4 separate regions of the Homo sapiens genome follow, and regions 1, 2 and 3 are each linked to region 4. Evidence: read pairs that join two places in POLR2A ChIA-PET (ENCODE). Cell type or tissue: CD4-positive, alpha-beta T cell. All regions are shown on one strand. Each heading gives the region's core, and the rest is flanking DNA. Links, peaks and the distances in the headings are about the cores only.

Region 1 (7,828 bases), core at 1,728-6,727, 52 kb before region 4:
TTTGTATTTTTAATAGAGACCGGGTTTCACCATGTTGGCCAGGCTGGTCTTGAACTCCTGACCTCAAGTGATCCGCCCACCTTGGCCTCCCAACATGCTAGGATTAGCATGCAAGCCACCGCACCCAGCCCTTGGGCCTCTTGAACACGGTGCCATCCTTACTGAAATCAATTGAAGTCTGGCACAACACCAAGGTCACACAGCCAAAAGCAGCAGCAATAGTCTTAAAACTCCACCTTCAGGGTCCCCTGTCACCTCTAACTTAGCTTCCCACGCCTAGAGTATGGGAGCCTGATTGACAATGTTCACCTTACTGTCCTCAGGTTTTTCCATTCTGCTTCTCCCCTCTTCTTCTGTGGAAGCCCAGGAAACACTGTGCTGAGGAATTAGGAGGCCTGGGATTGAATGCCAGTTCCACAGCTTTGCAACTATGTTAATAACATCTCCTTCTGGGGTTTAAAGGGCATCAGTGCATGCAAAGAGCCTAGGTGGAGGCCACCATGTGGTCAGCGAATCTCATTTCCAGTTTCCTCCAGGGACCCAGATAGACTACACATCTCCCAGCCTTCCTTGCAGTCAGGCGTGATCATGTGACCAAGTTACGGCCAGTGGAAGTGAGCAGAAGTGACATCATCGCTTCCAGACCCCGCCCATTAGAGCCTCCCACATGAGCTCCCTCTCTTCCAGACTCTGCTGGTTGGATGAAGTGGATTCACTTTCCTCATCTGTAAAATGGGATGATGAGGATCACACACACGGTGAGGCAGGAACGAGTGGATCATGTGAAGCACTTGTTCGCAGTGCCCTGCACAGTCAACAAGGTAAAAGCATGAGCTATTATTCTCTCCACCTGACAGAGGAAGCAAGGATGGACACTCTCTCCTCCCATGCCCCCACTATCCCTCCTCCTCAGATACAGCAACTCTGTAGGGCCAGGGATGTGCTTGTGAATGGGACTGGCTTCCCGGGAAAGGCAAACAGAGCAGGCAGTGGTGACTGTGGGCAAATTAACCTGTTTGGCCTTTCCTTCTTCTTCTTGAAAAGAGAGAGAGAGAAATGATAGACCAGGTGTGGTGGCTCATACCTGTAATCCCAGTGCTTCGGGAGGCCAAGGTGGGAGGATCACTTGAGGCCAGGAGTTTGAGACCAGCCATAGCAAGACTCCATCTGTACAAAAAAAATTAAAACTTATCTGGGCATGGTGGCACATGTAATCCCAGCTACCCAGGAGGCTGAGGCAAGAGGACTGCTTGAGCCCTGGAGGTTGAGGCTGCAGGGAGGCAGCAGTGGACTTGCTGCCCAGGCACGGTGGCTCACGCCTGTAATCCCAGCACTTTGGAAGGCCGAGGCAGGCAGATCACCTGAGGCCAGGAGTTCGAGACCAGCCTGGCCAACATGGTGAAACCCTGTCTCTACTAAAAATACAAAAATTAGCAGGGCGTGGTGGCACACGCCTGTAGTCCAAGCTACTCAGGAGGCTGAGGCAGGAGAATGAACCCAGGAGGCGGAGGCTGCAGTGAGCTGAGATCATGCCACTGCACCCTAGCCTGGGCAACAACGTGAGATCCTCTCTTTAAAAAAGAGAGAGAGAGAGAGATGCTAGACTCTACATAAGATTGTGACAACTGATCAGGGTAATTCTCTAAATCAGTGTTTCTCAAAGCATGGTCTCCAGACATGCAGCATCAGCCTCACTTGGTAACTTGCTAGAAATGCAGACTCTTGGGCCCCACTCCAGACCTGCTGAATCAGAAACTCTGGGGCTGGGCCCAGCAATCTGTGTGTTAACAGGCCTTCAGATAACGCTGATGCACACTCGAGTTTGAGAATATAAAGGGCTGACATGAAGGGCTTACCACTGTGCTTGTCCTGTGCACGTGAGAAGCCCTCCTAAAAATTGTCTTTCGTCTTTGGAGGGGATAAGCTGGACCCTGAAGAGTAAGTAAAATATGGCAGCATCTTTGCATCTCATCCACAAATTTGAGTTGCTCAGAAATACATCACTTCTTAAAAATGTTCGGTGACTCACTGAATCTCCGACTCATATCCTCCACGTTGCTGCGCTGGCATAAAAGTAAACTTCAGTCCTTCTTGACTTTTCCATGCCTTTCTGGGGTTGGGTGTTGGTTCTTGGGTTTCACACAGTGCTGAGAGGCGTCTAGGTCCTCCATCCACTTGGGTGACCATTCAGCTCTTCATCCTTCCGGTCCACATGACCCCTTCCAAATTAGAAGCCTCGGCTGCTCTCAGAGCTCGCTTGGGGCCCCAGGCTCTTCACTGAAGCTGCCTTGAGCACCATCATCCAGAGCCACAGACTCATATGCCCAAAGGGACCAGGTTCATCAAGGAGACAAAGTGGACTGGCTGGCCAGGTGCGGTGGCTGACGCCTGTAATCTCAGCACTTTGGAAGGCCGAGGCGGGCGGATCACCTGAGGCCAGGAGTTCAAGACTCGCATGGCTAACATGGTGAAACCCCGTCTCTACTACAAAAATTAGCCAGGCACGGTGGCGCGCGGCTGTAGTCCCAGCTACTCAGGAGGCCGAGGCAGGAGAATGAACCCGGGAGGTGGAGACTGCAGTGAGCTGAGATCGCGCCACTGCACTCCAGCCTGGGTGACAGAGCGAGACTCCATCTCAAAAACAAACAAAGTGGACTGGCTGTGACCCAGCAGCAAGAGGTGGGGACTGTGGGGACGTATCATGTTTGTGCCAGGCTCACAGGCGTGCCTCTGGAAACACAGGCCTAGCGCTACCAGATCTCTTTATCCAGACAAGCTGCAAATCTAAATCTGAACTTTCAAGAGAAATTTGAAATAATCTATCTTTTATTTTCGATGTTGTTGTTGTTGTTGTTTTGGTTTTCTGAGACAGGGTCTTTCTCTGTTGCCCAGGCTGGAGTGCAGTGGCATGATCATAGCTCACTGGGCTCAAGTGATTCTCCCGCCTCAGCCTCCTAAGTAGCTGGGACTACAGATGAGTGCCACCACGCCTGGCTAATTTTTTATTTTCGTAGAGATGGGGGTCTTGCTATGCTGTCCAGGCTAGCCTCAAACACCTGGCCTCAAGCAATCCTCCCACCTCAGCCTCCCAAAGTGCTGGGATTACAGGTGTGAGCCACCACACCCAGCCTCAGTCTTTTAAATTTTGGAAATCCATCAGAAAAAATTAAAACACTACATGGGCCAAACCAAACGGCTGTGAGCAGGATTCAGCTCAAGTGGGGATGAGTTAGGGTTTCCGGGCTTGGAGGCAGCCTCTTCTCCAGGGTCCTGCTTCCTCCCCAGGGAGGTGCCAGGAAGCACAACCCCAAGACCCACAGCCCAGGATCCCACTACTCCCTCTCTCTCTTCTCTCTCCCCCAGCCACAGGAAGTCTCTCTGCAACTGGGAGAGGAGTTCTGTTCTCCCCACTGTGGCTCCAAAACCCTTGGTGGTACCTCAAATCCCCTCCAACCCCTTAGTTCTTCTGAGGACTCTCTAAATTCTCCTAAAAGAGAAGAAAAGCCAGAAAGATGTATGAGCTATTTCTTGTTCCCCTTCTGCTATATCCCTCCCCTGAGGCAACAGCTGCCTGTTTTGATGAGAAGGAAAAGGAAGAACAAGAGGAAAGAAAAACAACCGAAAAAGATAAAATAATATATCAAAGCATTATGATGCTTTGTGCACAAAAGCAGATAGGAGGAGGGGAGGGAGGGGGACAGAGCACAGGGAAGTTAGGTCACGGGACCACAGATAGGATTGAGGCCATTCCTCCGAGTCCTGGGGCTCTCTGTGGAGATGGGAAGATGGAGGGAGAACTGGGTTAGATGGGATGGTTGGGAAGTGACATTTGAGCCGAAACCTGAAGGATAAAGGAGCCAGCCATGCAACCAACCCGGGAGAAGGCCCGTTCCTCTGCTTCCTTCCCAAGCAGACGCTCTCTGCTGCTCTGAGAGCTCACCTGGGACCCCAGACTCTCTTCCAGGAACAGAAAGTGCAAAGATCCCAAGGCATTTTCAAAGGGAGCAAGGAGGCCCAGCACGAGACGGGAGAGGGACGGCAGGTGAGGCAGGGAGCAGCCAGTCATGGTAGGGGGTTTGGGTTTTGATGTAATGCCATTTGGAGGGTGGTGAGCCTGCAAAGGGCATGAACTGATTATTTCATAGTTTTATGAGATCATGCTGGCTGCAGTGTGGAGAGTATACTGTAGGGGGCGCGAGAGCGGCAGCTGGGACCCAGTTAGGAGCTGTGGGAGTTGTCTGGGCGGGAGGTGGCGTTGGTTCAGACCCTGACACTAAAGCAGGAACTGGAGCCTAGTGCTCAGTTGTAAGGCGTATTTTGGAAATGCTGCTGGTTGGACCCGCTGATGGAGGGCATGGAAAAAAAGGATTCAGCGACGAGTCCTTGTTTCTTGCCTTGAATATTGTAGAGTGTCAACTTGTGTCATTCACTCATCTCTTTATTCAGCAAATATTTATTGAATGCCTACTACGTATGAGGCATTGGGCTGGATCCTGGGGAGCTACAGAGATCAGGAATACAGGGTTGATGGCCCCAGAGAGCAACCCTTCAGTGACCTGGGCTTTCTGTGACCCCCGAGCTGCATATAGGGAGAGTCAAAAGGGACAACTTGTTCCCTCAAATGAAAAATTCTGCATTGATTCAGCAAACATTTACTGAGCATCTACTATGCAGCAAGTACAGTTCAGGGGCAAACGAGACAGACAAGGCCCCTGCCATCATGAAGCTCCTATGGAACAGACAGAAAACAAACATTTAAAATATCTATGTGTTTTGTTAGAAGGGTTCTGTTAGGGAGAAAAAGAAAACAAGAGAGGAGGTGCTAGGGTTTGAATGTATGTGTTCCCCCAAACTTCCTATGTTGACACCTAACCCCCAAGGTAATGGCATTAGAAGGTAGGGTCTGGAGGAGGGGATTACATCAGGAGGGTCCCACCCTCTTGCACGGGATTACAGTAGTGAATGCCCCCATCCACGGTTTCAGCTCCCTGTGGTCAACCACCATCCCAAAATATTAAATGGAAAATTCCAGAAATAAATATTCATCGGATTTTTATTACACTATAGTGTTATAATTGTTCTATCTTATTATTAGTTATTGTTGTTAATCTTTTACTGTGCCTAATTTATAAATTAAACTTCATCACAAGTATGTATGTATAGGAAAAAATGTAGTATATATAGGCTTCAGTGCTATCCGTGGTTTTAGGTATCCACTGGGGGTCTTGGAAAGTATCCCCCTAGGATAAGGCGGGGGCTACCGTAATACCCTCATAAAAGAGGCTTCAGACAGCTGCCTGGCTCTCCCACCTCTCTTGCTATGTGAGGACAGAGCATTCGTCCCCTTTTGTCCCCTTCCACCATGTAAGAACATAGTAAGAAGGCACCGTCTAGAATCAGAGTGAGCCTTCACCAGGCACTGAATCTGCCAGCGCCTTGATCTTGGACTTCCCAGCCTCCAGAACCATGAAAAATAAACTTCTATTCTTTATAAATTGCCCAGCCAGGGGTATTTTGTTACAGCAGCACAAACAGATTGAGACCAGAGGGCAGTGGGTTGGAGAGGGAGGTTATAAGAAATAGTTCTAAGAAGTGACATTTGAGCATGGATTTGAAGAGTGAGCCCCATGGAAATGGAAGATGGATGAGGAGAGAAGAGCCTGAGGGACCCCAAGGAGGGGGAGCACCTGGCATGTTCCAGAAGCAGCTGGAGGTGGAGCTGCTGGTGCACACCTGGAGAGGCAGCAGAGAGCAGGGATAGAGGGTGGAGGAATAACAGAGGCCACATTGGTATTGCCTTGTAGACCATGGTGAGCTCTCTGGATTTCATCCTGAGCGACATGGGGACTCATCAGAGGGTCCAGCTCACCAAGGTCCACTACTCTCCGCTACTCCACTGCCCTCCATCCCATCTACCAAGCCCCTCAAGTCCCAGGGAGGGCCAGACACAGCCCCTGACTCTCAGGAGCTTCTCCAGCTCACCCAGCTCATCTGGTGTCTCTGTGGGGCTGCAGCTGGCAGCGCATGTGATTTACTCGTCCCTCCCCGAGCTAGTGTATTTGGGGGCATCTGCTCCATTTTTACTGCTTTTGGCCGGGGCTTTGGTACTCCTTCACAGATCAAATCACCGCCTCCCTTCCCCACTAATCCCAACAGCTGGTTACTGCTCACCGATTCCCCTGCTCTGATTGTCAGGGGAAGAATTATAAATAAATGTGTATAAGCAAACAGATGCTGTCATTTAAAAAAATCAATCCATCTAGCAAAAATGCCCCACTTAAGACTGAAGTGGCATACTGCAGAGCATGTGTCTTGGTGGCATTTTAATGAAATCAGAAAAAACAATGGCAGAGCTCACTAACAATAGATTCCAAAAGAGAAAATGGACAAGGACAGAGAGAGAGAAGAAGTACAGACACACTGTGTGGCTCCGATGGCCAGGACCCCAGGCCATAGAAGACAGGCAAGTTTCCCTCTCTGTCCCCTACCTGCTTCTCACTTTCTCCCTTGTTCAGCCTTCCTTTGCCTCTTCAACCTGTTTATGACATCAAATCAGACTCATTTGTTATCTTTTTTGTGAGTCTCAGAAGCAGGTGGCAAAGTTTTTGCCCACCTTATGGTTTCTAGAAACCTAAATCCAGAATGAAGTCCTGCTTGTCCTCCTTGCTGTCCTAGGCACACAGCTCCCAGCCTTGCTTGTGGTCAGCAATGTACTGAGAGACAAATGGAATGGGAACAGAAGTCACCATTGCCTGGTCTGTCGCATAATAACCTCCCACATGAGATCTGCCATTGTCTTACCTCAATCATGGGCTGAAGGAAGAGGACTTGGAGACTTCTGCAGGGGTTAAACCCTCAGATGGAAAAAGTGCAGATCCCTGAATGACTGCATGGAGCAGAGCCTCCTTTCCATCCACATCAGGATGTGATGGGAGGGAGAAATAAATGTAATATGTCAGGCCACTGAAATTTTGGAATAATCTGTTACTGTGGGGTTTCTACTCTAATACACAATTAGTTCCAAAATTCATTCATTTGTTCTTTATTCACTCTGAGCATCTGATAAAAATAGCAGACATCACAACAATCTGGGGAAACGAATAGCATGAGCCTATTTTTCAGATGGAGAAACTGAGGTTCAGAAAGGTTAGGTAACCTGCTGAGATTTATGCTGCTGATAACTAATCACAACACCTGCCACTTACTGAGCATTTACTATGTGCCAAATACTGTGCTAAATGCTTCATATACAGTATCTTCTTTACTCCTCATAAAAAGGTATTGTCATCCCCATTTTACAGGTAGGGAAACTGAGGCTTAGAGAGATTAATCCAGTTGCTCAAGAGATGGGGGTAGGGAGGGAGAAAGGGAGGGAAGGCAAGAGAAGGAGGGCAGAAAGGGGGCAGAAAGAAAAGGGGGACACAGGAGAGAAGGAAGGAATAAATAAATGCAGAAGTCAAAACAGAAAGCTAATACTGCTTGTTCTTCCAATCCCAAGAAGGAGTCTCTAATAATAATCTAATCAAATTGCATCTCAAAAATACCAGCGTGTTTCAAATCAGGCCAGCCTTAGAGAACTGGAGAACTACATACACACACACACACACGCACGTGCTCCATAAAGGTTAAAACCATTACATCAAAATAAAACATATGGCCACCAAATCTGCATTTATTATATCTAATTGGAAGAGACACAGTCAAGTACATGAATATTTCAGCAGTTTCCAGCATGCAAATCACCATGCCAGGACCCAATTACTCGTTAATCGGCACGTGCCCGGCTTTTGGTGCCCTGGACTGGAACAACACTCCATCCTTTCCCCAC
Region 2 (7,828 bases), core at 1,851-6,850, 61 kb before region 4:
AGAGCTCCTAAATAAAGAGACTTCTCATAGCTATTCAAAAGAAACCACACTGGCCAGAAGCAGCAATGCATGCCTATAGTCCCAGCTACTCGGGCAGCTGAGGCAGGAGGATCGCTAGAGCCCAGGAGTTCAAGTCTAGCCTGGGCAACATAGCAAGATCCCATTTCAAAAAAAAAAAGGAAGAAAGAAAAAAAGAAACAACATAACCACATTGCATTACAAATGTCTGCAACATCATTGTGGTAACTTCTGGCTGCAACAGAGTCTTATGATAAAACTCTGTGCCCCAGCTCTGATCACTGGAACAAGCTGGATAGGTCCATTTTCTTGCCAGGGTGAGACCAAGGAGGTGCCCAGAATGGAAAATTTAAGGAGGCCCTCACTCTCAGGCTCGTGAAAGTGCAGGGTCAGCTCCTGAGAGTGGGGTCTCCTTAAATGTTGTGCCCTGAATGCCTCACTTGCCTTATCCTCCTCCAGGCCCTGCTTCTTGCTGCTCCTAAAGGCCTTTGCTTTCTGGATATTTCTCAGTCCTCCTGCAAACGCAGATGGTAGGCCCACACCTACTAGTGTTCTGGGGATATCCCAACATGCCCATGTCCACTTAGAATCCACTGGAATTTCTGACACATTTGTTTGATGCACTAATTAGTTAATAATGGGCCAGACACAGTGGCTCACACCTGTAATCCCAGCACTTTGGGAGGCTGAGGCGGGAAGATCACTTAAGCCCAGGAGTTGGAGACAAACCTGGACAACATAGTGAGACCCGCATTGCTACCAAAAAGAATTTTTTAATTACCTGGGCATAGTAACTTGTAACCTTGGGAGCTCTGAAACATGGTCCCCACATGAACAGAAAATCTGAGAAAGCATATCTGTGTGGGTGGACAGAGAGAAACAGAGATAAGAGGTAGTAATGTGGGCAAGATGGCACATGCCTGTAGTCCCAGCTATTCAGGAGGCTGAGGTGGGAGGATCACTTGAGCCCAGGAGGTTGAGGCTACAGTGAGCTAAGATTGCACCACTGCACTCCAGCCTGGGTAACAGAGCAAGACCGTGTCTCTAAAAAAGATAAAAACAAAATAAAATAAAAAATTAACAATGTTAACAGAAAACACTTCTTGCACACTTACCTTGTGCCAAGCACGCAGGTGTTTCATCAACACCACAGCTCTAGGCAGTATTCACTACCATTATCTCTGTTTTCCACCTTCTGAGGCACAGACAGGTGAAGGGGCTTGCCAAGATCACACAGCAAGGAACAGAACCAGGATTTGGACCCAAATCTCCCCACTGCCCCTATGAAGCCCCTTCAAGGAAAGCAGCTGCCTGTCTTTGAAAGCCAAGGAAACAGTGGAAATGACAAGTGTTAACCCACTCGTGGCATGTTAGAATGACTGTGGAGCTATTGAATCCTCGGCCCTTAAATCCGCTAATTACAGTTACAATCAATGGCATTAGTGTAAGGGCTCATTCTATTACCAAGACGGTGACGCCGGAGCCCACCAAGCCCACCCACTCCACCAACCACAGGCTCTTGAAATGAGCTGAAATCTGCCTGCTTCTGACCGGTCATCTGGGGCCAGATTCAAGCCTCCAGGCTCAGCCTCTCTTTCCTCTCTGTGGCCTGGCCGGGAGGACAGGTTGTTTTCTTCAGAATCGCCACCCAGACCCAAAAGACAACGGGTTTCCAGAGGCCCCGCACAGCCTTGGCGATGGGAAGCAGATTTTTGCCATTTTCTTCTTTTAGCCAAGGGACATTTAATTAAGGCTCACAAAACCCGCCTAACATATGATCATAATTATATCAGCATATTGGGGCTGGGAAGCTTTAAAGCCCAGTTACAAGTTGGTCAAAGACAGGCATGCAGAGGCCTGGAGAGGGATGGGAGAGAGGGGAAAATGTACTCTCTGGTGACACCAAACCAAAACCAGTAAGGGAACGGTGAGTGGGATTTGCCTGTGGGATAAGGGAAGGGGAAAGGCAAAAGCTGGGCTCTGGGGCGTGTTTTGATATTGGAGAAACTCACACGTTTTACAGGATGCACTTCTGCTCAAAGCAACTGTTTAGGCAGGGAATGGTGGTGAATAAGGCATGAATGAGAGAGCCCAGTAATCGCTGATGATAGCAATGACGGAAAACACAAATCACAGTCCCTTTCATCAGCATGTTTTCATCTTTGGCATTTAACACTAGCCTAAAGCCCAGGAGAGACTCAGAAAGTGTTCGTGACTTGTGCAGGGTTGTATTGGTGCTGGTGAAAATATTGGTGATGGCGGCCAGGAACCATGGCACACACCTGTAATCCCAGCACTTTGGGAGGCCGAGGCGGGGAGCATCGCTTGAGGCCAGGAATTCGAGACCAGCCTGGGCAACATAGAGAGACCCCATCTCTACAAAAAAAAGTTTTTTAATTAGCTGGGGGAGTGTATATTCGGGGCAACTTGAATGTATGCTCCCAGGTTACAAAAATTAAAAAAAAATAAAAATTAGCCATGCATGGTCATCACACATGCCTGTTGCCTGGGTGTTTGAGGTTCTAGTAAGCTATGATCGTGCCACTGCACTCCAGCCTGGGCGACAGAGCAAGAACCTCTACCTTAAAAAAAGATAAAAAAGATAGTTGGGGGGACAACAGTGATGGCAAGCACAGTGGAATGATCGTGACAGGGCTGGGGGTGGTGAATGAAGTCGATCACTGAATGGTGATGTGAATGGTGATGTGAACAGGCTCATAGAGTCGGGTGGTGATGCTGACAGTGCAGGTGGAGATAGTGGCAGCAGAGAGGCAGTCATGGCAGGGGGATGGAAGGGTTGATGATGCTGATAGCGGTGGTGATGAGGGTGTCAGGAAGACGGTAGACATGGTGACATTGACAGTTTGGTGATGGCTCGGTGGTGGTGGTAGTGCCCAGGGTGATGGTTATTGTCATGGTCATAATAAAGGACGGTGGGCTGGTGATGGGCTGGTGGTGACATAATATGAAGAGGACAGTGGTGCATAGCGGCCCATGCTGAATGAGGATGGTGATAATAGGGTGGTGGTGATAGGGATGGTGACAATGGTAGGGGAAGAAAGATGAAGGAGGATGGAGAAGGGAGGGAGGGAAGAAGGATCCTGGAGCATCGGCGTCATCAGGCTATGGACAAGAGCTTAGTTCCATTTCTTACCCTTTGGTCACTAGAAGTCAAAAAGCTCATTGTCTGCCAGGACAGGGACCCTTCCCCTGCCACCACTTCGGCTGAAATGCACAATCCTGCCCTGCAACAACACCCTTCCTGGTGGGAAGATTGGCACAGACCGGGTTTCATGAATGCATACACACCCTCCCTCTCGCTATTGTCTAAACCATCAATTAAGTTCCCCGGGGAGTAAAGACAGCAGTACCGTGTGGTAGTTAAGAATCTGGGCTCTGGAGTCCTCTTCGATTTAAATTCTCAATTGTGCTGTGTGACCTTGGATGAGTTGCTTAACCTCTCTGAGCCTCAGTTCATATGTATAATGAAGCTCATAACAGCACCTGCCACCCAGGATTGTAGTGAGAAGGATGGGAGACGATGCTGCAAAACACGTGGCCCATCAGGAGTCATGGCTCAGTGCCCCATGGGGAGTCAATGATGTTGGTTACCATTGTTATCATCTACCACTGCTTTTGGAAAAGCAGGAGGGAGGCTGGGTGCGGTGGCTCATGCCTGTACTCCCAGCACTTTGGGACACTGAGATGGGTGGATCACCTGAGGTCAGGAGTTCGAGACCAGCCTGACCAATATGGTGAAACCCCATCTCTACTACAAATACAAAAATTAGCCGGGCATGGTGGCATGTGCCTGTAATCCCAGCTACTCTCTACTCAGGAAGCTGAGGTAGGAGAATCACTTGAACTCGGGAGGCAGAAGTTTCAGTGAGCTGAGATCATGCCACTGCACTCCAGCCTGGGCAACAGAGCGAGACTGTCTCAAAAAGAAAGGGAAGGGGAGGGGAGGGGAGGGGAGGGGAGGGAAGGGAAGGGAAGGGACGGGATGGGAAGGGAAGGGAAGGGGATACAATAGAATCTGATCTCCAGGATTCTGGGAGATGAGGGAGTTGGCATCAAAAGTCCCCTTTTCCCAGACTCTGCAAGCTCTTCAGTGCCATCTGTCTGTGCAAACACACTCAGCAGGTCACAAGAGGCAGGCTGCTTGCACAGCAGCCGCTGCAGAAGTTAGGCCGGAACCCCATCACAACGGGCATCAATGAGTCAAGCTGGTTTGCCTCTGGCTGGAAACAGTAGGGACAGGCTCTCCACTAGAGCAGTCTGGTGGTGTAATTTAAGTGCCCCGCTTGCATACATAGTCTCCAAATCTGATCATAGCCCTCTGGAAGTTCTGTGATCTATTGAATCATGTCGTATTCTTCCTGTACTTAAGCTTGCTGGTGTGGTTTCTGTGGTTTGCAACAAAGAATCTTGAGTGATAAAGCTGAGTTCTAGCCTGACTGATAAAGCTGAGTTCTGGCCAGGCATGGTGGCTCATGCCTGTAATCTCAGCATTTGGGAAGTCTAAGGCAGGAGGTATTGCTTGAGGCCAGTAGTTCAAGACCAGGCTGGGCAACATAGCAAGATTCTGTCTCCACAAATAAAAAAAACACAAAAATTGGCCAGGCACGGTGGTGCATGCCAGTAGTCCCAGCGACTTGGGAAGCAGAGGTGGGAAGATCACTTGAGCCTAGGAGAGCAAGGCTGTGGTGAGCTATGATCACACCACTGCGCTCCAGCCTGGGCAACAGAGTGAGATTTTGTCCACCCCAACCAAAAAAAAAAAAAAAGGCTGAGTTCTAGGGCTTCTAGTCTGTCTCCCTTGATCAGAAACTGTCCTTGTTCAAGCTGCAGTTTCATTTAGCCCTAAACCCTCTGCAAGGGGGTGGCACTGTCTGGAGAGCCTTGGTAGGCCAAGCCCCAGAGGACTGGGCAGTAGTTACTGCTTCATTCATTTTCAATCAACCAAAATGTATGGAAAGCCTGTTACGCTTCAAGTACCCCACAGTCCACTGGAAAAGTGTCACTATGGCATTCGTGTATGGTGCATGCTGTGACAGGAGCCACAGAAAGAATAGTGATAATGTGATAATGTCACCTGACACTTATTTAGTTCCTCCCATGTAATTCTAAGTACATTTGACTCTTAAACAATGCAGGTGTTGGGACACAAAATCCCCACACAGTTGAAGTCTTAGTATAACTTTTTTTCCCCAGAAATGGTGTCTCACTCTATCACCGAGGCTGGAGTGCAGTGGCACAATCCCAGCTTACTACAGCCTCCAATTCCTGGGCTCAAGGAATCCTCTAGTCTCAGCCTCCCAAGTAGCTGGAATTACAGGCTGATACCACCAACCCCGGCTAATTCTTTTTACTTTTTGTAGAGACAGGGTCTCACTTAGTTGTCCAGGTCAGTCTCAAACTCCTAGGCTCACGCACTCCTCCTACCTCAGCCTCCCAAAGTGCTGGGATTACAGCTATGAGCCACCACACCCAGCCTCAACTGTACTTTAATTCACTTAATTTCCACTATACTTAATTCCCACTTCATTATGAGATAAACAATATTATTATTCTCATTTTACAGATGAGGAAATTGAGGCAGAGGGAGGTTAAGCTACTTTCCCAAAGTCTCATGGCTTATTTGTGATAGGCCAAGATTGAGGCCAAGCAGTCTAACTGGGTTCAGCTCTTAACCACTCAAGTATACTGTTTCTCTAAGGCTATTTAGTGGCACGTAATAGAGGCACCTAACCTGGTCTTGGGGGACAGAGGAGCAAGGGAAGTTTGCCTGGAAGCACTGTTGTCTACCTTAAGGCCTAAAAGATCAGTAAGAGACAATGAGGTGAAGAGATGGGAAAAGAATGATCTTGGCAGAGGGAACAGGATGTACAAAGGCCTGGAGGTGAGAGAAAGCTACAGCTAGCACCACTCATTTTTCTGAGCTGTTTCAAATATGAAAGTTTATGGAGAGTATAAAAATATAAGCTGGGTATGGTGACATGCACCTGTAGTTCCAACTACTCAGAAGGCTAAGGCTGGGAGATCGCCTGAGCCCAGGAGTTCAAGGTCAGCCTGGGCAACGTAGTGAGACCTCATCTCAAAAAAAAAAAAAAAAGAAAGAAAGAAAGAAAGAAAAAAGAAAAAGAAAAATATAGATCACAAGGGAAGCTGTCTTTTCTTTTTTGCTTACTATGTGTGTATTAGTCAGGATAAGTAATACTAGCTGCTGTAACAAACAAACTTACTATGTGCATATTAGTGAGGATAAGTAATACTAGCTGCTGTAACAAACAAATCACAAAATGTCAAAGATTTACGTGCTAACTGTTGATTTCTCCCTTATGAAGAGTCCCACGTGGAGATTCCCAGCAGCCATCCATGTTGAGCTTCCGATGCTGCTACTCACAAACCAGGCTCCTTCTATCTGTGGATCTGCCATCTTTGAGGGCAAGCATCAGCAAACTGTTCTATAAAGAGCCAGATAATAGAAGTTTTTGCCTTTGTAGGTCACAGGGTCTCTGACACAGTGAGTGTACTCTGCCCTTACGGCACAAATGCACCAACAGGGAATACACAAATGAATGGATGTGGCTGTGTTCCAGTAGAACTTTACTTATGAAATCAGACCACAGGCAGAATCTAGCTCATGCACCATAGTGTGCCAACCCTGTCTTGGGTATTAGAGTCTTCTGCCGAATCCTCACATCCAGCCAGCAGTCAGGGGAAGAGTAGAAGGGGACTCGTGGGGAAGGTTTCAGTAGATCAAGTCTGGAAGTAATGACATTACTCACGCCTGCATTCTGCTGGCCAGAACTTGGTCACATAGCCACATATGACAGCAACGTGGGCTGGAAAATATAGATTATGTACCCAGGAGGAAAAGGAAAGGGACTTTGGTGAATGCACAGGAGTCCCTGCCATGCACACTTTATGTATTAATACATCCTCTCACTCACTAAGAGATAGGAAGGAAGAAGTTATAAGTGGCCCCATTATACAGGTGAGCATATTGAGGCTTGAGGAGGCCTAGAGACTAGCTGGGGTCACAGAGTCAGTGGAAATGTCTGTCTATAATTAACCTCCACAAGCAGAGTCTTGAGGGTGAAGATAAAAAGGCACGTAACTCGGGCTGGGCACAGTGGCTCACCCCTGTAATCCCAGCACTTTGAGAGGCCGAGGCAGGTGGATCACGAGGTCAGGAGTTCAAGACCAGCCTGGCCAATATGGTGAAACCCTGTCTCTACTAAAAATACAAAAATTAGCTGGGCATGGTGGTGCGTGCCTGCAGTCCCAGGTACTTGGGAGGCTGGGGCAGAAGAATCACTTGAACCTGGGAGTCAGAGGCTGCAGTGAGCCGAGATCACACCACTGTACCCCAGCCTGGCTGACAGTGACAAAGCAAGGCTCTGTCTCAAAAAAAAAAAAAAAAATGGCAAGTAACTCAATCTTAGGGGAGGGGAACTCCACAAAGGACCATGAGTTTGGGCTAAAACCTGCCTAAGCCACAAACCTAGGTGCTGTGCTGATTTTTCCCTGTCCCTCACCTAATACAGCTTGTAAATCCAGGCAAGAGGGTCCCCACACCTTGGAGGACACTGGGCGGCTCCCCCCAGACCCCCACATCCTAGCACAGAACCCAGGGAAGTCAGAAAAGACCTGATGCAAACCTGGCCTTTCAGGTCACTATGAAGAGAGATTTCTCAGGGCAGGAGGACAGAACGGATTTCATGTCATAGTGTTGTTAGCTTGATATATAACTTGTAAATATTGCACACAGGGTATGTGAACCTCCATTTACACACAAGCCTCA
Region 3 (7,336 bases), core at 2-5,001, 220 kb after region 4:
TTTTGTCCTGTTCTAGCCACCCTAAGCCCTGAGCTTTCTGGCACAGCTGGGAGGTATTCAGTTGTTCATCCTCAGATGTAGCCCTTCAATTACATTTCTAGAGCCCCTGCTGGCCAGGCCCTGTTGGGTGCCAGCTGCTTCTTCTGTTAGGCATTTGATCCCCCTAACTCTGAAGTGGGAATCAGCCCTGTTTTTCAGACGAGATAACTTAGGCTCAGAGAAATGAAGTTACTTGCCTGGGGTGAGGAATGAGAACAAGATTTGAACCCAGATCCATCTCACTTCAAGACACTAGCAGTAACAGCCTCTCCTACCCTCTTCCACTCTACCCCAGACCCATTTCCCACCATGCCCACCCCATATGGCCTCTGGTAGAGTTGGTGCCATTTAACCCTTTCTTTGCTTCCTTCCCAGAGTTAAAGGAAGGCTGGAACCCTCACCTGCTGCTTCTCCTCCTGCTTGTCATAGTCTTCATTCCTGCCTTCTGGAGCCTGAAGACCCATCCATTGTGGAGGTGAGGCCAGGGGATGAGGAAGGCAGGGAGGTGGTCAGCCTGGGCCACTGCCCCTGTATGATACATGCAGGGTTGGAAAACATGACTGTCATCATGGTAACAATGATGATGATGGGATAATAACCAACTCACAGCCACCATGTGCTGGACACTGTGGAGGGCACTCCCTTCACCCCCATGGCTGCCCTATGAGCTTGAGACACTGCAGTTGCCCTTATTTTACAAATGGAGAAACTGAGGCAAGGAGATGTCAAGGACAAAGTCACACAGCTCCAAGGTGGAGAAATTGGGATTGAAAATCTGTGCCCTTAAACAGGGACCTCAGCTGTGATCTTGTCCAGTGGATTTTAAGCTTTGAGGCTTAATGGGCTTAAGGGGCCACTAGGTGGTGGTGAAGAGGTGGCTGTAATAGTCCACACCTCTGAAATGGCCTCTCTGCGCACCCCTGGTTGCAGATAAAGAAGTTGAGGCTCAGAAGGGGCAACATTTGCCCAGCACGCAACAGGCAGCCAAGAACATAACCACGATATCCCTTCAGGAGCCTGTGAGGGAGACTTACTTCTCCCATTTTACAGAAGGGGAAACCAAGCCCCAGGGAAGGAGGGAGGCGCCTGGGCTGAGTCTTGGGATGCTCGGAAGCTCCTGTAGGATGAAGCTGGGGAGCGTCCGAATGGGAGGCCAGGCTGCCCTCTGGTGATGTCAGGGTCCTCACCCCTCTCTGCCCCCTCAGGCTATGGAAGAAGATATGGGCCGTCCCCAGCCCTGAGCGGTTCTTCATGCCCCTGTACAAGGGCTGCAGCGGAGACTTCAAGGTGAGCTCCCGACCCTGTGATGAGCTCCTCGGAGCCCCTCCTCCTCTTCAGGAGCCCCACCTCCCCTCACCCCAGGCTCCCCAGCCTCACCCCACAGGCCTAGAGCATCCAGGTCTCAGCCAAGCCACAAGCCAGGCCTCAGTTTCCCCATGTGCAAAGTGTAGACAGTCATTCTTGTGGTGCAGAATTGGCAGAAGAATTAAACAAGATTTGACCAGGTGTGGTGGCTGACATCTGCAATCCCAGCACTTTGGGAGGCCAAAGCAAGTGGACTGCTTGAGGCCAGGAGTTCAAAAACAGCCTGGGCAACATAGGGAGACCCTCACCACCACTCCGCCTCCCCATCTCTACCAAAAACTTAAAAATCATTCAAGTGAGGTGGTGCACGCCTGTAGTCCCAGCAACTCGGGAGGCTGAGGCAGGACGATCGTTCAGAGGCTGCCGTGAGCTATGATCACACCACTGCCCTCCAGCCTGGCCAACAGACAGAGACTATATCTTAAAAAAAAAAAAATCAAAAAGAAAAAGTAAACAAAATAATGCAGCATTGGCCCAGCCCAAGGAACCAGACTGGGATAGGGGGTGAGGCTGGTGGTCTCCTGAGTCACAGATTGCCCCACTGGTCCTTTCTTAGGTGTCCTTAATCTGGGTTGGAGAGGGAATAGGTTCTGGAAAGAGCCTGGCCCACGGGGCAAAACACACTAACATTTGCCAAGCCTCCAACTCACCACCACCCGCCAGCACCCACAGGTTGTCTGTGCCCATTTACAGCCGTGTCACCCACCCTGCAGCAGTGGGAGTGGCTGCCACAGAGAGGATGTGGTGACAGAGGTGGGAGGGCCAGCCCCACCTGCTGCAGCCCAGCCTGAAAGTCAGACAGTGTAGACCTAGACCATTGATTGAGCTCCTGCTGTCTGCCTGGTGCTGCGCTGGACACCCTTCCTGCCTCACTCATTCTCATATTCACAGCAGCCCCTGCAGAGTGGATGTTCCACTGCCCCCAGGGCACCCATGAGGAGGCCAAAGAGTGGGCAGGGAGGAACATGGACCCCAACCCACATAAGACCCACCCTTTCCTCTTCCCTAAAGCTCAAATATCACATTGATTTTGGGTTGATTTTTACCAATACTCATATAGCACTTGCTATATACCAGGCAGTCCCCTAGGAGCATCACAAACAGTGACTCATTTAATCCTCACGACGGCCCTACGGGTGGGTGCTATTATTAGGTCCATTTTACAGATGAGGAAACTGAGGCACCGAGAGGGTAAGTAATTGGCTTAAGGGCACACAGCTGAGAAGCGACTTTGAATCAGTGGTGGTGGCCACATCACAGTTCTGAGATGAGTTTTTGAGGAAGATGAGCTCAAAACAGGGAGATACCCATTCCTGGGGATTTTCCTTGCCAATTGCATGAGGATTCTGGTGTCGTGAGTGGGAGTCCTGGCAGGGGAGGGAAGGGGAGGGTCCTTCAAGTTTAAGGGCCACCGCCTCAGCCAGCATCACCCACATCCTTTATCCTCAAAGTGTACAAAGGCCTTTCCAAGTGGCTTTTCATTGATCCACTCCACCCATTCATTTCGTTAATAAACATTTATTGAGCACCTACTTTGTGCTAGGCACTGGGGCTACAGCCATGGACAGAAGAGACAAGACTTATGTCCGGGGGCCAAGTGTCTGTCTGGTGGGGACACATAAACCAGGAGAGTGCTAGGTTTCAAGAAGCATCAAGGAGGCGGGAAAGCAGGAGATGGCTCAGGGGTACCTCAGACCTCAGGCCCTCCTGCCCCCATGTCTCCTTGACTCAGGAATCTTGGTCCCTGCCTGGACTATGGGGCCACCAGTTGTCTGACTGGTCACACTACTAAGGGTAGCAACTCCCTTCTACAAGTAGGGAAACTGAGGCCCAGAGTAGGAGGGGGATCCACTAGGGTGGGAGCACATTGTGGTCCTGATTCCTCTCTCTCTCTCTGTCTCTCGGTGTCTTTGTCTATCTTCATGTCTCTGTCTGTCTCTCTTGATGTCTCTTTGTCTTGTCTCTGTGTCTGTGTCTGTCTTTCTGTCTGTTTAAACCCTCACCTTGGCTGGGCACAGTGACTCACGCCTGTAATCCCAACACTTTGGGAGGCTGAGGCGGGTGGATCACCTGACGTCAGGAGTTCAAGATCAGTCTGGCCAACATGGTGAAACCACGTCTCTACTAAAAATACAAAAATTAGCCGGGTGTGGTGACAGGCGCCTGTAGTCCCAGCTACTTGGGAGGCTGAGGCAGGAGAATCACTTGATCCTGGGAGGCAGAGGTTGCAGTGAACCGAGATGGCACCACTGCATTCCAGCCTGGGCAGCAGAGCCAGACTGTCTCAAAAGAATAAAAGTAAAAGAAAAATAAACCCTCACCTTACCCTCATCCTGTGCTATGACTCTCTCTTTTTCTCTCTCACAGAAATGGGTGGGTGCACCCTTCACTGGCTCCAGCCTGGAGCTGGGACCCTGGAGCCCAGAGGTGCCCTCCACCCTGGAGGTGTACAGCTGCCACCCACCACGGAGCCCGGCCAAGAGGCTGCAGCTCACGGAGCTACAAGAACCAGCAGAGCTGGTGGAGTCTGACGGTGTGCCCAAGCCCAGCTTCTGGCCGACAGCCCAGAACTCGGGGGGCTCAGCTTACAGTGAGGAGAGGGATCGGCCATACGGCCTGGTGTCCATTGACACAGTGACTGTGCTAGATGCAGAGGGGCCATGCACCTGGCCCTGCAGCTGTGAGGATGACGGCTACCCAGCCCTGGACCTGGATGCTGGCCTGGAGCCCAGCCCAGGCCTAGAGGACCCACTCTTGGATGCAGGGACCACAGTCCTGTCCTGTGGCTGTGTCTCAGCTGGCAGCCCTGGGCTAGGAGGGCCCCTGGGAAGCCTCCTGGACAGACTAAAGCCACCCCTTGCAGATGGGGAGGACTGGGCTGGGGGACTGCCCTGGGGTGGCCGGTCACCTGGAGGGGTCTCAGAGAGTGAGGCGGGCTCACCCCTGGCCGGCCTGGATATGGACACGTTTGACAGTGGCTTTGTGGGCTCTGACTGCAGCAGCCCTGTGGAGTGTGACTTCACCAGCCCCGGGGACGAAGGACCCCCCCGGAGCTACCTCCGCCAGTGGGTGGTCATTCCTCCGCCACTTTCGAGCCCTGGACCCCAGGCCAGCTAATGAGGCTGACTGGATGTCCAGAGCTGGCCAGGCCACTGGGCCCTGAGCCAGAGACAAGGTCACCTGGGCTGTGATGTGAAGACACCTGCAGCCTTTGGTCTCCTGGATGGGCCTTTGAGCCTGATGTTTACAGTGTCTGTGTGTGTGTGTGCATATGTGTGTGTGTGCATATGCATGTGTGTGTGTGTGTGTGTCTTAGGTGCGCAGTGGCATGTCCACGTGTGTGTGTGATTGCACGTGCCTGTGGGCCTGGGATAATGCCCATGGTACTCCATGCATTCACCTGCCCTGTGCATGTCTGGACTCACGGAGCTCACCCATGTGCACAAGTGTGCACAGTAAACGTGTTTGTGGTCAACAGATGACAACAGCCGTCCTCCCTCCTAGGGTCTTGTGTTGCAAGTTGGTCCACAGCATCTCCGGGGCTTTGTGGGATCAGGGCATTGCCTGTGACTGAGGCGGAGCCCAGCCCTCCAGCGTCTGCCTCCAGGAGCTGCAAGAAGTCCATATTGTTCCTTATCACCTGCCAACAGGAAGCGAAAGGGGATGGAGTGAGCCCATGGTGACCTCGGGAATGGCAATTTTTTGGGCGGCCCCTGGACGAAGGTCTGAATCCCGACTCTGATACCTTCTGGCTGTGCTACCTGAGCCAAGTCGCCTCCCCTCTCTGGGCTAGAGTTTCCTTATCCAGACAGTGGGGAAGGCATGACACACCTGGGGGAAATTGGCGATGTCACCCGTGTACGGTACGCAGCCCAGAGCAGACCCTCAATAAACGTCAGCTTCCTTCCTTCTGCGGCCAGAGCCGAGGCGGGCGGGGGTGAGAACATCAATCGTCAGCGACAGCCTGGGCACCCGCGGGGCCGTCCCGCCTGCAGAGGGCCACTCGGGGGGGTTTCCAGGCTTAAAATCAGTCCGTTTCGTCTCTTGGAAACAGCTCCCCACCAACCAAGATTTCTTTTTCTAACTTCTGCTACTAAGTTTTTAAAAATTCCCTTTATGCACCCAAGAGATATTTATTAAACACCAATTACGTAGCAGGCCATGGCTCATGGGACCCACCCCCCGTGGCACTCATGGAGGGGGCTGCAGGTTGGAACTATGCAGTGTGCTCCGGCCACACATCCTGCTGGGCCCCCTACCCTGCCCCAATTCAATCCTGCCAATAAATCCTGTCTTATTTGTTCATCCTGGAGAATTGAAGGGAGGTCAAGTTGTTTGTCAATGATTTGTCAGAGAACCTGTTGAAATGTGAATTAAGAAGCTAAGAAAATATTTCTTAGCAACATTTTCTTTTTCTTTTTTTTTTTTTTCTTTTGAGACAGAGTCTCACTCTCGTCGCCCAGGCTGGAATGCAGTGGTGCGATCTCGGCTCTCTGCAACCTCTGTCTCCCGGGTTCAAGCGATTTCCTGCGTCAGCCCCAGAGTAGCTGGAATTACAGGCACACACCACCACGCCTGGCTAATTTTTGTATTTTTAGTAGAGCTGGGGCCACCCTGGCCCGGCCCCGTCTTCCTCCCCAAAGGTCAGACTGCAGGCTGCAGGGCTGTGCTGGAGGAGCCAGCTCTAGCTCACCCATGCTTTTGCAACAGGGTCGGGTTGGAAGTCAGCACAGGTCAGTCCTGCGGAAGGTTCCTTCGTGACTCATCTGTGAAGTGGGGTGGTTGGGAGAGGTAGCTGAGAGAATGCATGAGAGTCCTCGGTGCCTGGCAGGAGGCTGGAAGGTTCTAGAACACTGATGGTTATAAGAGTGGGACTGTGAGCCTGGGATCGGGGGGTGTGAGACTTGGATGGGAGCACAAGAGTGGAAACACAGCTTCTGCACGGAGCAGGCGCAGCCCTCAACACCCCGTGCACCTGCACCCTAGGGACTCTTGGGTCCAGATGTGCTGTGGTTTTCACACCTTCTTGGGGGCAACAGGTTCCAGGAGCCACCTGTGGGTGCCACCTGAGCCACAGGCTCCCAGGAAAGCAGCACAGCTCTCCTGCACCCAGAGCTTGCTGGGTGGCGGAGGGGAACACAGATGGTTGGGGAAGGCCTGAGGCCAGATTGGGGGACTCTGGACTGGGGCAGATGAGGCTCCTCAGAATCCCACCTTTGAAGGGAACTCAGCTTATAAACACAGAGGAGCAAAGTTGGAGGGCCGGGCGTAGTGGCTCACACCTGTGATCTCAGCACTTTGGGAGGCCAAGGAAGGTGGATCACTTGAGGCCAGGAGTTCGAGACCAGCCTGGGCAACATAGCAAGGCCCCATCTCTACAAAAATTATTATTTTTTAAAAAAATTAGCCAGGTGTGGTGGTGCTTGCCTATAGTCCCAGCTACTCGGGAGGCTAAGGTGGGAGGATCGCTGGAGCCCAGGAATTTGAGGCTGCAGTGAGCTGTGATTACACCGTTGCACTCCAGCCTGGGTCACAGATCAAGACCCTGTCTCTTAAAAATAAAAGTTGGAGACAAGAGCTGGCTCACCTGAAAGGAGGGATTAGTAGGTAGGAGGGTGGATGGAGGATGGATGGATGTGTGGGTGGATAGGAAGATGGTATTAAGTTGGTGCAAAAGTCTTTGATATTACTCTTAATGGCTTTAATAAAAAGCTTGAAGGAAGAATGATTGGTTGGATAGACAGAGATAAATGCATACTGGAAACAAAGATAAAGATAAAACACAAGTTATACCAGGCCAGCAACTCTATTTTGTTCACTGCCTTTAGTCCCAGCCTGGCACATAGTAGGCACTCAATAAAGCCTGATTTGTAGCATTTGCTTATTTCCATGGTGTAATTTCATGCTCCTGATTTGAGTCTAAACACAGAGT
Region 4 (7,828 bases), core at 1,572-6,571:
AGATGAGGACGCTGAGGCCCACAAGGGGGTCAGTCTCCCCAGGGTGCAAACCCAAACACCCACTGCTGCCATCCGCCACCCATCCCACTCCCAAAAAGCAGCATCCCTGGTGCCTCCCAGCACTTCTGCCTCCCAGCACTTCTGCCTCCAACTGCAGTAGGGACCCTCAGAGATCACTTCCAGCCACATCACTTTACAGATGGAGCTGGAAGGAGTCTGGAGAGGGCAGACAGGCCCCATCACACTGTGGGCAGTGGAGCCTCCAGTGGAAGCCAGGCCTCCTGGTTCCCATGCCAGGGTGCGGTCCACCCATCATGCATCCTGAAATCCCTGGGAGAGCCCGGAAGCACAAGAACAATGCAGCTCCCCAGGCCGACCCTACTGCCAGGTCACAGGAGAAAGGCAGCACTGAGGGAGACCCAAGGCAGGCAAATGACACGGGACCCAGGACATGGACCCATGCAGGCTGATTCCAGTTTCTCCACAGTCAGCTCATGCATCGGATATGAACCACACCAGGAGATGACGTCACTGACGCCTGCAAGTCACCCGAGTGCTCAACTGCCTTTTCTGTTATTTTCTAATTTTTAATTTTTACAAGCAAGAGCTGTCACTCCCGTTTCTTTTCTTTTCTTTTTTTTTTTTTTTTTTTGAGATGGAGTTTTGCTCTTGTTGCCCAGGGTGGAATGCAATGGCACAATCTTGGCTCAATGCAACTTCCGCATCCCGGGTTCAAGCAATTCTCCTGCCTCAGCCTCCTGAGTAGCTGGGATTACAGGCATGCGCCACCACGCCTGGCTAATTTTGTATTTTTAGTAGAGACAGGGTTTCACCATGTTAGCCAGGCTGGTCTTGAACTCCCGACCTCAGGTGATCCGCCCACCTCGGCCTTCCAAAGTGCTGGGATTGCAGGCGTGAGTCACCGCACCCAGCCCACTCCCGTTTCTGACAGGTAGAGCCCCCCACCCCATTCCCACCTTCATCCCCACAGTGCAATGTGGAGGGGTGTGCTTGCGTAATCTGGGCTCACAGTGCGTTCGCTCTGGAACACCAGTAGAGGAGCTGGGTGAGCACAGGAAGGAAGGCAGGGCAGAAGCGTGGGGTTGGGGCATGGACAGCCGCTGCGGGAACAGTGGAGGGAGGCCGGGGCACCAGGTGCTTGTGCCCTGCACCGCAGCTGTTGCTGGTGCACAGGGGCTTTGTGTCATCCAAGTGCTGTGGGCAATGGGAGGATGTGACCAGCCCCCAGGCTGTCCTCGGTCCTCAGTCCTATGGCTGTTACCTTCCCCCAAAGCTCCCAAATCCATCATGGCACCCCACCTCCCTGGCCACCGCCCTCTTCCAGCCTCCCCTCCAGATCCATCACGGCACCCCACCTCCTTGGCCCCCACCCTCTTCCACCCTCCCCTCCAGATCCATCACAGCACCCCACATCCCCAGCCACCACCCTCTTCCACCCTCCCCTCCAGATCCATCATGGTACCCCACCTCTCCAGCCCCCACCCTCTTCCACCCTCCCCTCCAGATCCATCACAGCACCCCACATCCCCAGCCACCACCCTCTTCCACCCTCCCCTCCAGATCCATCATGGTACTCCACCTCTCCAGCCCTCACCCTCTTCCACCCTCCCCTCCAGATCCATCATGGCACCCCACACCCCCAACCACCGCCCTCTTCCGCCCTCCCCTCCAGATGCATCATGGTACCCCACATCCCCGGCCACCGCCCTCTTCCACCCTCCCCTACAGATCCATCATGGCAACCCACCTCCCCGGCCTCCACCCTCTTCCACCCTCCCCTGCTCCTGCTGCTCTCTGAGCCCACTCTCCTCCAGCAACGCACTCGCTACCGAACAAGCCTGGCCCTGTCACTCCCAACTCACCCCCACCCCAGGGCTTCCCACCACCCTTAGGTCCAAGAGCCAAGCCCCTAATACGCGTATCTCCCGGGCTGCCCTCCGTCTGCTCGCCTCGCAATCTTTGTGCTCAGATGGCCCTGGCCTTAGCTTCTTGAGTGCACCTGCTGGCCACAGGGCCACTGCCGGGCTGATGATCCTCCCACCCCAGGCTCCAGGCAACTCCCACACAGCCTTCAGCTCAAGTGTCACTTCCTCAGCAGCTGAGGGCCGGTTCCTCTGGGACAGCTGTCATAAAGCCATGTTTCCTTTCCATCTGTACCAGGACTGCAGTGAGATGACCGTCTCACTGATCTCGGGCTCCCCCTCCAGACCATGGCCCCATGGGAGCGGCCACCAGCTCTGGCTGTGCTCACTCCTGTGTCCGCAGCACCTGCTGTGGGGCCCAGCACTTGGCAGGCCTGTGATAAACACCCACGGGAAGATGAAGTAGACCTTGCACTGATCCCAAAGGAATGCCTGACACTAAGCAAGTTCAAGCTCAGACTGAGGCAGGAGCTGCATTTATTTTTTATTTATTTATTTGAGACAGAGTTTCGCTCTTGTTGCCCAGGCTAGATCATGCAATGGCACGATCTCAGCTCACTGCAACCTCTGCTTCCAGGGTTCAAGCGATTCTTCTGCCTCAGCTTCCCGAGTACCTGGGATTACAGATGCCCGCCACCACACCCAGCTAACTTTTTTATATTTTTAGTAGAGACAGGGTTTCACCATATCGGCCAGGCTGGTCTCAAACTCCTGACTTCAAGTGATCTACCCGCCTTGGCCTCCCAAAATGCTGGAATTACAGGTTTGAGCCACTGCACCCAGCCAAGCTGCATTTACTGAACACCTGCTATGTGCCTGAAACTGCACCCAAGGCTCACCATTCATGACCCACTCAGTCCTCTGAGGGCCCATCAGGGGAGGGGCAGGAGGGATGCCCTAGCCCTCAAAGACGACGACAGCCCAGGTGATCTCCCAGGCGCCTCGCCACAACACTTGGAAGTCAGGACCTCGTGTAGGGAGCAGTCCTGGGGTGTATGGAGGTGCGCCGATCAGCAGACGCCCAGCTCCCATGAGCCGCGCTTGCTCTCAGAGGCCTCCCCGCTGACCCCAACCACCTACCACCCCTGGGCCTTCTCCTGGACGGACAGCTGCCTCAGCACCTCCATGCCGGGCCAGTCTCACACAGGACTGGCTGTCCAGGAGTGACGTGTCCTTGGGGTGATATACCCACCTGGAAGGGCCTTGTCAGTGGGCCCCTGGCTATTTCTGTGGGAAGCCCTGTGTCTGAGAGGCCAAGGATCAGACACTGACATGTGGTCTCTCTGATCGAGGTGCTGCCCTAGGAAGACCTGTCCTGGGTAAGTGAGCACCCGCCCCGGTTCTCAGTGATTCCTCCAGAGTGCCGCAGACCTCAAGGCAACCCTTACCAGGCCATGTAGGTCAGAGAGCACTGGACCCTCACAGAAAACACCTGGAGCTGGCAATGTCCCCATCCTGCAGATGAGGAAACAGTCTCCGCAACGAGAAGCTGCTCACCACAGGCAGCGGAGGAACCTGGAGGAGTCTCACCACACAGCCCCTGCCACATTAGCTTCGTTCCTTCGTCCTCCTGAGGGCCCCAGCAGGCCAGGCAGTCAACAAGAAGCCTCTCTAGGGCTACTGCCCAGCGCCAGTGCTGAGGGCCCCCTGCTACTTCTGCAGCGCTCCTGCAGGTGGCAGCTCCCGGATCCTCTGTCCACCCTCCCTCGAGCTCAGAGGCGCCCTGCAGAAGGTGGTGCCAGCACTGCCACCGAACTGAGAAAGGCACAGAGTACAAGCGCCTGCAGCCACAGCTCACCGCCACAGACTCCAGGGCGGGGCCTCTCCTATCCACCACCGCCCTCTCCAGACACCAAGGGCAGACAAAGGGCAAGTCAAACCATAAAGCTGGGGGCACGCCCTGCAAGCCATGCACAATGGTGGCAGCATGTGCTAGGCATGGTGCTCTTGGGTGCAAAGCAGGGTGCAAAGTGTTGTGTACTGGGATGTTGGGGCACTCGGCTCTAGGGTCTGGGATAACAGGTGACTTCAGTGGGTTTCTTTATGCATCTCAACATGTTCTAATCCTCCTGTAATGAGCAGATATTTCCTGTAACATTTTTTGTAAGTTTTAAATGCTGTTCCTCTGCAACCTCATCCACCTGTCCAGTCATCCATTCAGCAAGCATTTATTGAGCAGTTGAGGTGCCAGGCACTACATTCTGCAATGGGGACCAGCCATGAAGAGGTCATAACCCCTACCCTTAAAAAACTTGGCCTGTGGCCGGGCACGCTGGCTCACGCCTGTCATCCCAGCACTTTGGGAGGCTGAGGCAGGCGGATCACCTGAGGTCAGGAGTTCGAGACCAGCCTGGTCAACATGGAGGAACCCCGTCTCTACTAAAAATAGAAAAATTAGCCGGGTGTGATGGCGCATGCTTGTGATTCCAGCTACTTGGGAGGCTGAGGCAGGAGAATCGCTTGAATCCGGGAGGTTGAGGTTGCGGTGAGCCAAGATTGCACCATTGCACTCCAGCCTGGGCAACAAGAGCAAAACTCCATCTTAAAAAAAAAAAAAAAATTGGCCTGAAGAGGGGCTGCACCACAAGCGAGAATGGTCAGTTATAACCTGAGTAGCCCTAGAACATTCCCTAGTGCCAAATACAGCCTGGAGGGCAAGAACAACTGTGACAAAGCCATTGATGGGAGCTGCAGTCCCCAAACCGGGGCCTGAACTCGGCCCTGCCACTCTCAGGGTGTCCGACGTCATCCAGACCCCTGAGCTGTCAGCTAAAAACTAAGCTATGGAGCCACTGCAGGGCAGCAGACAGCCTCCAAGACATGACATACGGGAACGCGCCCAGCAGATCCTGCACTCACCAGGAGCTCCCAGCCCTGCCCTCACCCCATGACCTCTCCACCCTGTCTTCCCATCAGGTACCCCAGGAACTGAATTCGGGTCAGGTTCCTGGGACAGGCCCACCCTAAATAGAAATCAGTAACTCAGAACACAGACTTCCCCAACCCAGACGCGAGCCTTCCTGAAAAGGAAGCGGAGAATCGCTGCAGCCACAAGCAGCAGCCTCTGGCCACGAGTCCGACCACCAAGTGAGGAAGCGGGGACCCGGCGTGAGTGCGTCCTCAACACACATGGGCACAAGCACCTGGGAGGCACAGCTGTGGTCAACTCGGCAAACACTGAGCTGTTGAAAACAGGGGTGCCTTTTGTGGAAAAAGAACTGAAACATTTGTTCTGCTCCATTCAGCAGGACTAGACGTGGGGGTGGGGGCAACATCTAGAAACTGGAGCTGCAGTGGGGCCTGTCCCAGATGTCACAGCTCCTTTCCTGAAGCAGGTCTATGCCTCTTCTAAGCACTGGCCCTGAGGAACTCACTGCTGACAAAAACAACAGTGGTAATGTCACCAATTCCTCTGCCGCCTCCCCCGCGAGCCAGCCAGCCTAGCACCGAGCACATTACTGTGAGGTCCCATTCCCGCTCCTGACACACCCAGCCCCGAAGGGGAAACAACGACTCCCCTCTTACAAGGAACATGAGGTCACCTGGCTCAGGGTTCAGACCCGGGTTAGATGTTAGAGCCACACTCTCAGCCACGGAACTGCCCTGCCTTGCAGTCTGTGGGCTAGAGCCTTGATCCTGGGGCCCAAGTCCCTGGGCGCGGCTCCTGGCTCTGCCATTCTGGCTGTGGCATCCTGAACACATCATCTGGGTGAACGGGGAGTGGGAGGCAGGAGGAGTGAGGCCCAAGTCCTCCCCACGGGGTCACTGCTGGAATGCATGAAAGCAGATAAGGGATCCGAGAAGGCCGGGCTCCTCAGACATCAGTTGGCTACAAGTACGATTTTGGAGAAAAAACTGTTATTCACTTGAAAAAGTGAACCAGGCTGGAAAAACCATGAGACAGTACCTCAATCAGCCACTTGTTTTGAACAAACTTCTGCAGCACCTGCTCCGCTTCCTTCTTCCTCATCTTCTTGCCTTTAAGTTGATCAACCAGGTTCAATATGTTTGTGGAAGACGCAAAGCCGGTTTCTGAGTCAATAATCAGTTCCAGCTGGAAGAAAGAGCAGGTATCATGCTCATCTATTAAAATGGCAAAAATAACTTTTAAATGGTAATACCAAGTCTGGCAGAGGCACAGTAAAACCACTCAGATCACAGGCAGAACTGTACACTGGCATGGTATTCCGGGAAAACAATTTAATGTGCATCAAGAGCCAGGACTGTGCTCAGTTCTTTTGACTCAGAGGTCACTTCTATAACATCCTCCCAAATAAATCATCTTAATGTCCCCAAATCAAAGAGGGTCGCCTTGCCTCACGGCTGGCCTCGGAGGCAGTGAGAGAGAGACACGGCAGGCAGGAACCGCTGGGGAAGACAGGTTCCTGCACACGCAGGTGTGTGCTCAGCTCAGCACCTGCTCCTCAACCTTGGTGGCTAATAATCCCCAGGAGAAGATCTAAAAGGAATGATTCCACCGCCTGGTTCTCAGAGATTTGGATTCAACAGATCGTGAGTGGGGCTGAAATGTCTGAATTATTTTTCACCTCTGCAGTTATTATCATTGCATCTAGGCCTGAGAACCACTCTTAGCCATGTGTTTGAGCAGAAGGCTGAGCAAATAGCTCTGAAGCCTGGTAGAACAGTACCTGTCAAATGTGCACGTGCAAAGGATTCAGTGGGCACCTGGCAAAAATGCAGATTCGGACTCAGCAGTCTAGAGTGGGGACTGGGACCGGGCCTTTCTAACAAGCTCCCAGGCGATGCTGCTGCTGCTGCCTTTCCCAGATGGCACTTGGAGCAGCCAGGCAGGAACGCCTGTTACTACCAGTGAAGCCCTGCTCTTGCCCATCCAGTTGGGGCTCACACCTGGCCCAGCACTTCCTTCTCAGGCAGCCATGGGGACCCCCTGGCAGCTGTGAGTTCCAGATGGGTAGACAGTGACATCTCCCTGCAAAGCCTTTTCTCAGACAGCAATGGTGGCCCATGTCCCCCCAGTGATCCTTGAACACTGCAGTTGCCACTGCTAATGACGGAGACAGAACTTTCCCATAAGAAGCCCACCCAATGGGCAATGGGGATTACTCTACTTACAGCCTTTCTAAACAAATCCAGTTCATTCTCTGCAAAATCCGTAGCCATTTTGGAAATTGAAGTTGTAGCAAGATTCACCTAAGAAATAAGTCAGCACGACAGTCAGGCTGTGCTCTTTGCGTGTTGGTTAACGTGTCGCTGGCTCTCCCTCCCTCCCCTCCTCCATCTCTGGCCAGTCACTGAGCTCCTGTATCCAGGCACTGCGGGCCGCAGGGATGGATCTGTAACCAGGCGTATATTACAGACTTTATTCTTTAGCTCAGCCAACATGCTGGGCCCTCAGAAGTTTCAGAACTCCAAAGGGTGTGCAGTATTTTCCAAACTCAGATAAATTTGGGAGATTTGTCTGCATGTTAATGGAGCTTCAAATGCAAAAAAAGCACTGAGAAGTCTGATAGCAAGGAAATCTGCTTTGCCATGTCTGACCAGCATTTCCACAGTTCTTTGACTCTGTAATGTTTTTTTTCCAGGGAATTGAGTTTGGGCAACCCTGGACTAGAGTGCCCCTTTCTGAGTGTGAGCCTGGCTGGGAGCAGCCAGATGTCCTCTGACCAGCTGAGGTGTCTCCTAGCCAGGGATGGGGCATGTCAGCTTCCCACTCCTGTATTTCACCCTGGCTGTATTTCACTCCTGGCTCTGCCATTCTGGCTGTGGCATCCTGAACACATCACGTGGGTGAACGGGGAGTCGGCGGCAGGAGGGATGAGGCCCAAATCCCTACCTGTGAGAGTAAATCTGAAAACCACTGAAGGCCCCACCCACATGGCCTGCAATCCTTGACACTCCTACAG

What was found. Peaks named below come from ENCODE experiments on the same cell type or tissue, not always from the same donor. Only the 100,000 strongest peaks of a DNase experiment are listed, where the experiment ranks them.
Region 1: POLR2A ChIA-PET joins it to region 4 with 24 read pairs; 10 of 35 experiments call an interaction of 5 or more read pairs at or near these places.
Region 2: POLR2A ChIA-PET joins it to region 4 with 14 read pairs; 10 of 35 experiments call an interaction of 5 or more read pairs at or near these places.
Region 3: POLR2A ChIA-PET joins it to region 4 with 11 read pairs; 12 of 35 experiments call an interaction of 5 or more read pairs at or near these places.

The regions. Positions count from the first base shown.
Region 1 is chr16:27,175,479-27,183,306 of GRCh38, forward strand. LINC02129 (long intergenic non-protein coding RNA 2129) reads right to left here and starts at 1,109. Exons shown (of 4, transcript NR_170200.1): 1 at 1,085-1,109. In CD4-positive, alpha-beta T cell, for the core only: CTCF peaks have their summits at 4,159 (motif pointing right) and 4,359; a DNase peak (open chromatin) is centred at 4,223; H3K27ac peaks cover 337 bases.
Region 2 is chr16:27,165,495-27,173,322 of GRCh38, forward strand. LINC02129 (long intergenic non-protein coding RNA 2129) reads right to left here. Exons shown (of 4, transcript NR_170200.1): 2 at 6,336-6,485. Among named protein-coding and RNA genes, the nearest start is that of LINC02129, 7.2 kb to the right of the region's middle. In CD4-positive, alpha-beta T cell, for the core only: no CTCF peak of the experiment used is centred there; a DNase peak (open chromatin) is centred at 4,317; H3K4me3 peaks cover 393 bases; H3K27ac peaks cover 294 bases.
Region 3 is chr16:27,444,763-27,452,098 of GRCh38, forward strand. IL21R (interleukin 21 receptor) reads left to right here. Exons shown (of 9, transcript NM_181078.3): 7 at 415-514; 8 at 1,245-1,326; 9 at 3,772-7,280. The coding sequence ends at 4,521. It overlaps IL21R-AS1 (IL21R antisense RNA 1), which reads right to left. Exons shown (of 3, transcript NR_037158.1): 3 at 2,907-5,044. LOC124903668 (a long non-coding RNA gene) reads right to left here and starts at 573. Exons shown (of 2, transcript XR_007065031.1): 1 at 441-573. RefSeq lists enhancers at 3,884-3,943, 4,244-4,483, 4,746-5,623, 5,284-5,443, 5,464-5,513 and 1 more. In CD4-positive, alpha-beta T cell, for the core only: no CTCF peak of the experiment used is centred there; a DNase peak (open chromatin) is centred at 2,139; H3K27ac peaks cover 932 bases.
Region 4 is chr16:27,227,151-27,234,978 of GRCh38, forward strand. It overlaps NSMCE1 (NSE1 component of SMC5/6 complex), which reads right to left. Exons shown (of 8, transcript NM_145080.4): 4 at 7,038-7,115; 5 at 5,851-5,997. Among named protein-coding and RNA genes, the nearest start is that of KDM8, 28 kb to the left of the region's middle. RefSeq lists an enhancer at 4,990-5,089 and a silencer at 5,270-5,319. In CD4-positive, alpha-beta T cell, for the core only: CTCF peaks have their summits at 3,579 (motif pointing right), 3,781, 5,897 and 6,157; DNase peaks (open chromatin) are centred at 3,721, 5,261, 5,791 and 6,315; H3K4me3 peaks cover 2,771 bases; H3K27ac peaks cover 3,322 bases.